Regions from separate parts of the Homo sapiens genome. Here region 1 is linked to region 2. A link is a contact called in ENCODE Hi-C or POLR2A ChIA-PET data. All regions are on one chromosome and are shown on one strand. The core of a region is the stretch at or near the end of the contact, and the rest is flanking DNA. Distances in the headings are between cores, read along the strand shown.

The links. A loop is a pair of places that touch in the nucleus more often than their neighbours do. ChIA-PET counts read pairs that join two places held with the same protein, here RNA polymerase II (POLR2A). Pooled maps may share reads with other maps.
Region 1: a map of posterior vena cava shows a loop between it and region 2 (4-fold over the local background). The contact joins the promoter of USP27X here to the promoter of PAGE4 in region 2. A Hi-C loop is called at or near these places in 1 of 168 maps with a recorded cell type or tissue (posterior vena cava), 2 of 37 single-sample maps with no recorded cell type and 1 of 50 pooled maps. POLR2A ChIA-PET finds 5 or more read pairs at or near these places in 3 of 52 experiments (HEK293T, HepG2 and WTC11).

What each region holds. Positions count from the first base shown.
Region 1 is chrX:49,877,935-49,880,825 of GRCh38, forward strand. It overlaps USP27X (ubiquitin specific peptidase 27 X-linked), which reads left to right and starts at 1,550. Exons shown (of 1, transcript NM_001145073.3): 1 at 1,550-2,891. The coding sequence starts at 2,374. It overlaps USP27X-DT (USP27X divergent transcript), which reads right to left and starts at 1,422. Exons shown (of 2, transcript NR_026742.1): 1 at 1,157-1,422; 2 at 1-813. RefSeq lists silencers at 1,372-1,781, 1,822-1,901.
Region 2 is chrX:49,827,640-49,830,584 of GRCh38, forward strand. PAGE4 (PAGE family member 4) reads left to right here and starts at 1,664. Exons shown (of 5, transcript NM_007003.4): 1 at 1,664-1,712; 2 at 2,760-2,867. The coding sequence starts at 2,790. RefSeq lists an enhancer at 1,568-2,068.

The sequences.
Region 1 (2,891 bases), core at 300-2,799, 50 kb after region 2:
AAGGGGCCAGGTGGAGAGCTGATGTCCAGTGCTGAGCAAGGAGAATGTTGCTAGGGTATGTATACTCAGGCAGCACAGCCACACAAGCCAGACAGCGTGCACTAGGCTACAGCCAGCCACCACCAGGATTAGGGGACTAGACTCTTCCTAGAACACTCTTTCTCCTCCTACTCCTGTCCTGATGCCTGCCCTGGGCTGCACTCTCTGGGACCAGCAGCTACAGCCCGACACCCTCGAGCCATGACCCAGGTCTGAGCCACTTGCTCTGGGCACACTCCTCGTGGGCTCTGGGGTGCTGCTGCCCAGTGCCAGCAGCCCCTTGGCACAGGGGTTCCCAGAGGCCTCTCAGCCTCATGTCCGACTCCCTCTCCCTGCTGGCAGCTCCACAGGCTTCTTTCCACTTCCACCTGCTGCCCCCCTCCCCCGGGATGCTGCCAGGGCTTAAGGGTCTTGGGAGTGTGTCCTGTAGTTTAGGCCCCCTCTCAGCTGTAGGGGAAGTGCCAGCTGTAGGGATGGCCTTGTCGTGCCTCGTCCCTCCAGCTGGCCTTGGAGAGAAGAGGTGGATTGTGCCATCGGGCTGCTCAGCGTCTGCTGGGCCAGGAGGCCGGCTGTCAAGCCATTAACCCACCCGTGGCCTTGGGAGCCCAGGAGGACGCGAGCAGCAGGCCCAGACCCTGCAGAGCGCTGATAAGATGGGCCAGGGACGCGCCTCTCCAGGCCCAGCGGCCTTGGTAGCCCGGCCCCCCCGGAGCTGGGGTCCAGGCCTCCCCAGAACTGCAGCTGGAGCTTCATCCTTTTCGGGAAGCGCAGGACCTGGCGTGGGAAGGGAGACAGGGACGAGGCTAGAGGCAGGCTCGGCCGCCGAAATGATGGCCTGTCACGGCTTCTGCCTGCGCTCCCTAGGACCCCCCTCAGAGGGGACATTTCACAGCCTCAGAAACATTTCTGGACTTGGCACCCGCTCGGCCCCCAGCCCCGCAGTGGCCGAGGGAAGCCTGCATAGACGAGGGGAAGGACGAGGAGAGGGGAGGAGACGATGAAGGGGGTCAGAGCAGCGATTGGAGCCGAGAGCTGGAAGCGCCTTAAAGAGACTGCGCGGTCCCCGCCCCCCTTCCCGCCAGCCTCAATGAATTAGAGCTGTGTTTCCCAAACTTGCCTGATCATAAGCAGCCTCTGGGGCCCTAGTTAGAGATACAGGTTCCGGAGTACCTCCCTTCGAGATTCTGATTCAGTAGGCCTGCGGGTGGAGCCAAGGAATCTGTAATTTTAACACGCTCCCCACGTGATTCTCGTGAACAAGCAAGTTTGGAAAATACTGAATTAAAGGAAACGGGGCCTGGCTGCAGAAGCAGCCTCCACTAGGGGGCTTCGGCGGGAGGATTCCCGGGGGCGTCGCCTGCTTCCGCCGCCGCCTCCTTCAGTGAAAGTCCCTTTTGGGTCCAGCTGCCACAGCCACCGCGCTCCCTCAGGCCGGGCGGGGGACACCCCAGGTCTGCGTGGCCCCCGCGCCGCCACGCCCAGTGGCCGCCCGAGCCCTGCGAGCAGGGGGAGGAGCCGCCGCCAGTGGAGGCGGAGGAGGTAGAGGAGGCGGAGACGGCGGAGAAGGCGGAGAGGAAGGTGGAGGCGGAGGCGAAGGTGGAGGGGAAGGCGGAGGCGGCGGGGAAGGCGGAGGCGGCGGGGAAGGTGGACGCCACCGAGAAGGTGGAGACGGCGGGGAAGGTGGACGCCGCTGGGAAGGTGGAGACGGCGGAGGGTCCGGGCCGCCGGGCTGAGCTCAAGCTGGAGCCCGAACCCGAGCCGGTCCGGGAGGCGGAGCAGGAGCCGAAGCAGGAGCTGGAGGATGAGAACCCAGCGCGGAGCGGCGGTGGCGGCAACAGCGACGAGGTTCCTCCCCCCACCCTTCCCTCCGATCCACCGCGGCCCCCCGATCCCTCTCCGCGTCGCAGTCGTGCGCCGCGCCGCCGACCCCGGCCCCGGCCCCAGACCCGGCTCCGTACCCCGCCGCAGCCTAGGCCCCGGCCCCCGCCCCGGCCCCGGCCCCGGCGCGGCCCTGGGGGCGGATGCCTGGATGTGGATTTTGCCGTGGGGCCACCAGGCTGTTCTCACGTGAACAGCTTTAAGGTGGGAGAGAACTGGAGGCAGGAACTGCGGGTTATCTACCAGTGCTTCGTGTGGTGTGGAACCCCAGAGACCAGGAAAAGCAAGGCAAAGTCCTGCATCTGCCATGTGTGTGGCACCCATCTGAACAGACTCCACTCTTGCCTTTCCTGTGTCTTCTTTGGCTGCTTCACGGAGAAACACATTCACGAGCACGCAGAGACGAAACAACACAACTTAGCAGTAGACCTGTATTACGGAGGTATATACTGCTTTATGTGTAAGGACTATGTATATGACAAAGACATTGAGCAAATTGCCAAAGAAGAGCAAGGAGAAGCTTTGAAATTACAAGCCTCCACCTCAACAGAGGTTTCTCACCAGCAGTGTTCAGTGCCAGGCCTTGGTGAGAAATTCCCAACCTGGGAAACAACCAAACCAGAATTAGAACTGCTGGGGCACAACCCGAGGAGAAGAAGAATCACCTCCAGCTTTACGATCGGTTTAAGAGGACTCATCAATCTTGGCAACACGTGCTTTATGAACTGCATTGTCCAGGCCCTCACCCACACGCCGATACTGAGAGATTTCTTTCTCTCTGACAGGCACCGATGTGAGATGCCGAGTCCCGAGTTGTGTCTGGTCTGTGAGATGTCGTCGCTGTTTCGGGAGTTGTATTCTGGAAACCCGTCTCCTCATGTGCCCTATAAGTTACTGCACCTGGTGTGGATACATGCCCGCCATTTAGCAGGGTACAGGCAACAGGATGCCCACGAGTTCCTCATTGCAGCGTT
Region 2 (2,945 bases), core at 414-2,913:
TTATCTGCTGGGTTCCCCTTGGAGAACCATATATCTTTGGAGCCCCAGAACATGCTGGTTGCACAAGAACAAAGCACACTTACTGTCTGAGAGGAAGGCTGGTGGTGTGGTAGCACTATTGAACCTCTCTTTTCTTTTGAGATCATATTGTACATACACAGTGCTACATAACTGGATGTTTCAAGTTAATAACTTAAAATGAACAGCACCACTATTACAGGAAATATTATTCAGCACTGGTTTTGGTAGTCACCCATATTTCATTTTCAAGTGTGCCATAATTTACTTATATAGCAAGTCCATGACCATGCTATTATAAATTAAGCTGTTTTGGAAGTCCCATGTATCCAAATTTTTGTTCACATGGTTAAAGAAAAAAAACATTCAGTGGTAGTTGTTAAAGCACAGTAAGGAAAACCTTATTTAGGACTGTGGTGATGGGTATAGGGACCATTGCAATGGGATCTTGCAGTGGGGGAGAGAGATTGGGCTCAATACTGAATACAGCGCAGGCCAGTGGGAATGTATAGCGAAGGAGCAGTATGGCGGTCCGTGGGTGGAAAATTACTAAAAGGAAACATCAGGGGTAAGGGGGATTCTGGCTAAACCCACCTAGCAGGATTCTTGCTGAAGACAGGCCAAGGGGAATCAGACATCACCTGGGGGATGGTGGAAGATGAAGAACCCCATGCGATAGCAAGTATGATCAGATATTGAGGATGGAGGGTTCATGCCACATTGACTTAGCAGGGCTCTTTGCTAAAACTGGGTTTTACAAGGAAATGCACAGATGGGCCTAGGAGGAGAAGTTTCAGAAGCCTGACTTAAAAGTTTGGCCAAGCAAGGAATATTTGTCAACATTCAAGACAGTTTCCTTAACATTAAAGTCCTAGAAGTAGAAATGCTGGGTCACAGGATTTTTTATTTTTTGAGACAGGGTCTTGCTCTGTTGCCCAAGCTGGAGTGCAGTGGTGTGATCTTGGCTCACTGCAACCTCAACCTCCTGGGCTCAAGCTATCCTCCCACCTCAGCCTCTCAAGTAGCTGGGACTACAGGTGTGCACCACCATGCCCAGCTAATTTTTGTATTTTTTGTAAAGACAGGGTCTTGCCATGTTGCCCAGGATGGTCTCGAACTCCTGGGCTCAAGAAATCCACCCACCTCAGCATCCCAAAGTTCTAGGATTACAGGCATGAGCTGCCGCACCTGGCCTGGATTTTTGTGCAAATGTTTAGGCTTATTTATGTATGTGGGTTTATCATCCTTCTCCTTTACATTTTTTTCTGGATTCCTATCATGCTTAAAATGGCTTTGCACTCTCTGAGAACCTAAGCTTTCACGCATCTCTGGGAAGACTGAATACCCTCTTAAGGGCCACTGAGGTAGCAGCACTGAGAAAAAATTAAAGGGTAAATTTGCAGGTGAAATGCAGAGCTGGGAACATTCCTAGATCCAGAAGGACAGAACATTTTGCAGGAGGGGCCAGAAGCCAGAAACAAGCCCTTCTCAGCACCGAGCAGGCCCTTCCTCCAGGTGGCACAGAGCCTCTAGGAGGCGGGAGAGGGCTGGAAAGACAACCCACGTGACACACCCCCGAGGTTTGGGATTGGCTGGTGGGGTTGACACTGCTGAGGTCTAAACAAGGAGGCAGAAGTAGGTAGGTGCCACTTCTCTTCCCTTCATTCTTCGCCAGGCTCTCTGCTGACTCAAGTGTAAGTGAGAACAGGTGTGAGTGAGTGGGCCGGCGGGCTTCTGGTGGGTCGGGCACTGTGGTCCCTGGCCTCAGAGAAGGAAGGGCCTCGAGGTCATCATCCTTCTCCTAGCAGGCAGCTATGCGGCGGGGCAGGGACAGGGGAGGAAGGAGGGCCATGAAGGGGAGGAGGGTCAGCCAAGATGCTGTGAGTTTTGGAGCGGGACACTATCTGAGTCCTGGAGGCATATGAAACTGTCCATAAAGGACGGATGCTGGGGTCCTCAGTGGGGGCCAGGGAAAGGGTGGGACAGCCCGCGCTTGACAGCGCCTGCCTCAGTGCTCGTGTTCACTGGGGGTCTTCCCATCAGCCCCTTCACCCACGAGGTGAACTGCCGCGGAGCTGTGAGGGTGCCGTTTGCATTCCAATTGTCGGGACTCTTTCACCTGAGACTGAGACTCAGTGGGTGGGTCCACCGATCGTTCCTCCATGGGAGTTTAAGTGTGAAGAGGAGCTGGTGGGCTTCAGGAGGGTCGGGCAGCACAGTCCGTGGCCTCGGAGGAGGAAGGGCCTCACAGGTGGTGGCGCCGCCATGACCTTGTGGTTGTGGCAGGGCTGGGGCGAGGGAGGAAGTTGGGCCACGGAGGGGAGAGGGATCAGATGGAGCAAAACTTGGGGGGTACTTTTTGAGGTATCTTTGAGTCCCAGAGGCACCTGAAACTGCCGAAAGAGGACAGGTTTCGGAGTTCTCAGTGGGGACCTGGGGAGGAGGGGACCTGGGGTGGCTGTATATTAAAAAATCTCTTCATAATGGAGTTTAGTTATGAAATTAAGTCTCTTTAGGAAAGACCCCATGTTTTGATCTAGGACTTGAAGATCACTTCTCTGCCGAGCTGGCTGTGGAAGAAACAAAGCAGTTTGCAGATAGATTTATTTGATGTGATTGGAAACCAGGCGTAGTTATTATTAACTCAGGACCTATTATGGAAATCTCACAAAATTAAAAAAAATTACAATCAGCAGATGGCCATGGAAAGAGTCAAGTATAATTACTCCTTTTTATTGCAGTCTTCAGTTCACGATCTTCTAGTTGCAGCGATGAGTGCACGAGTGAGATCAAGATCCAGAGGAAGAGGAGATGGTCAGGAGGCTCCCGATGTGGTTGCATTCGTGGCTGTGAGTACATTTCAGTATCTTATTTCCATTGGCAGAAATGTATTTTTCTGAAAGAAAATCTAAAACATTGTTAACCAA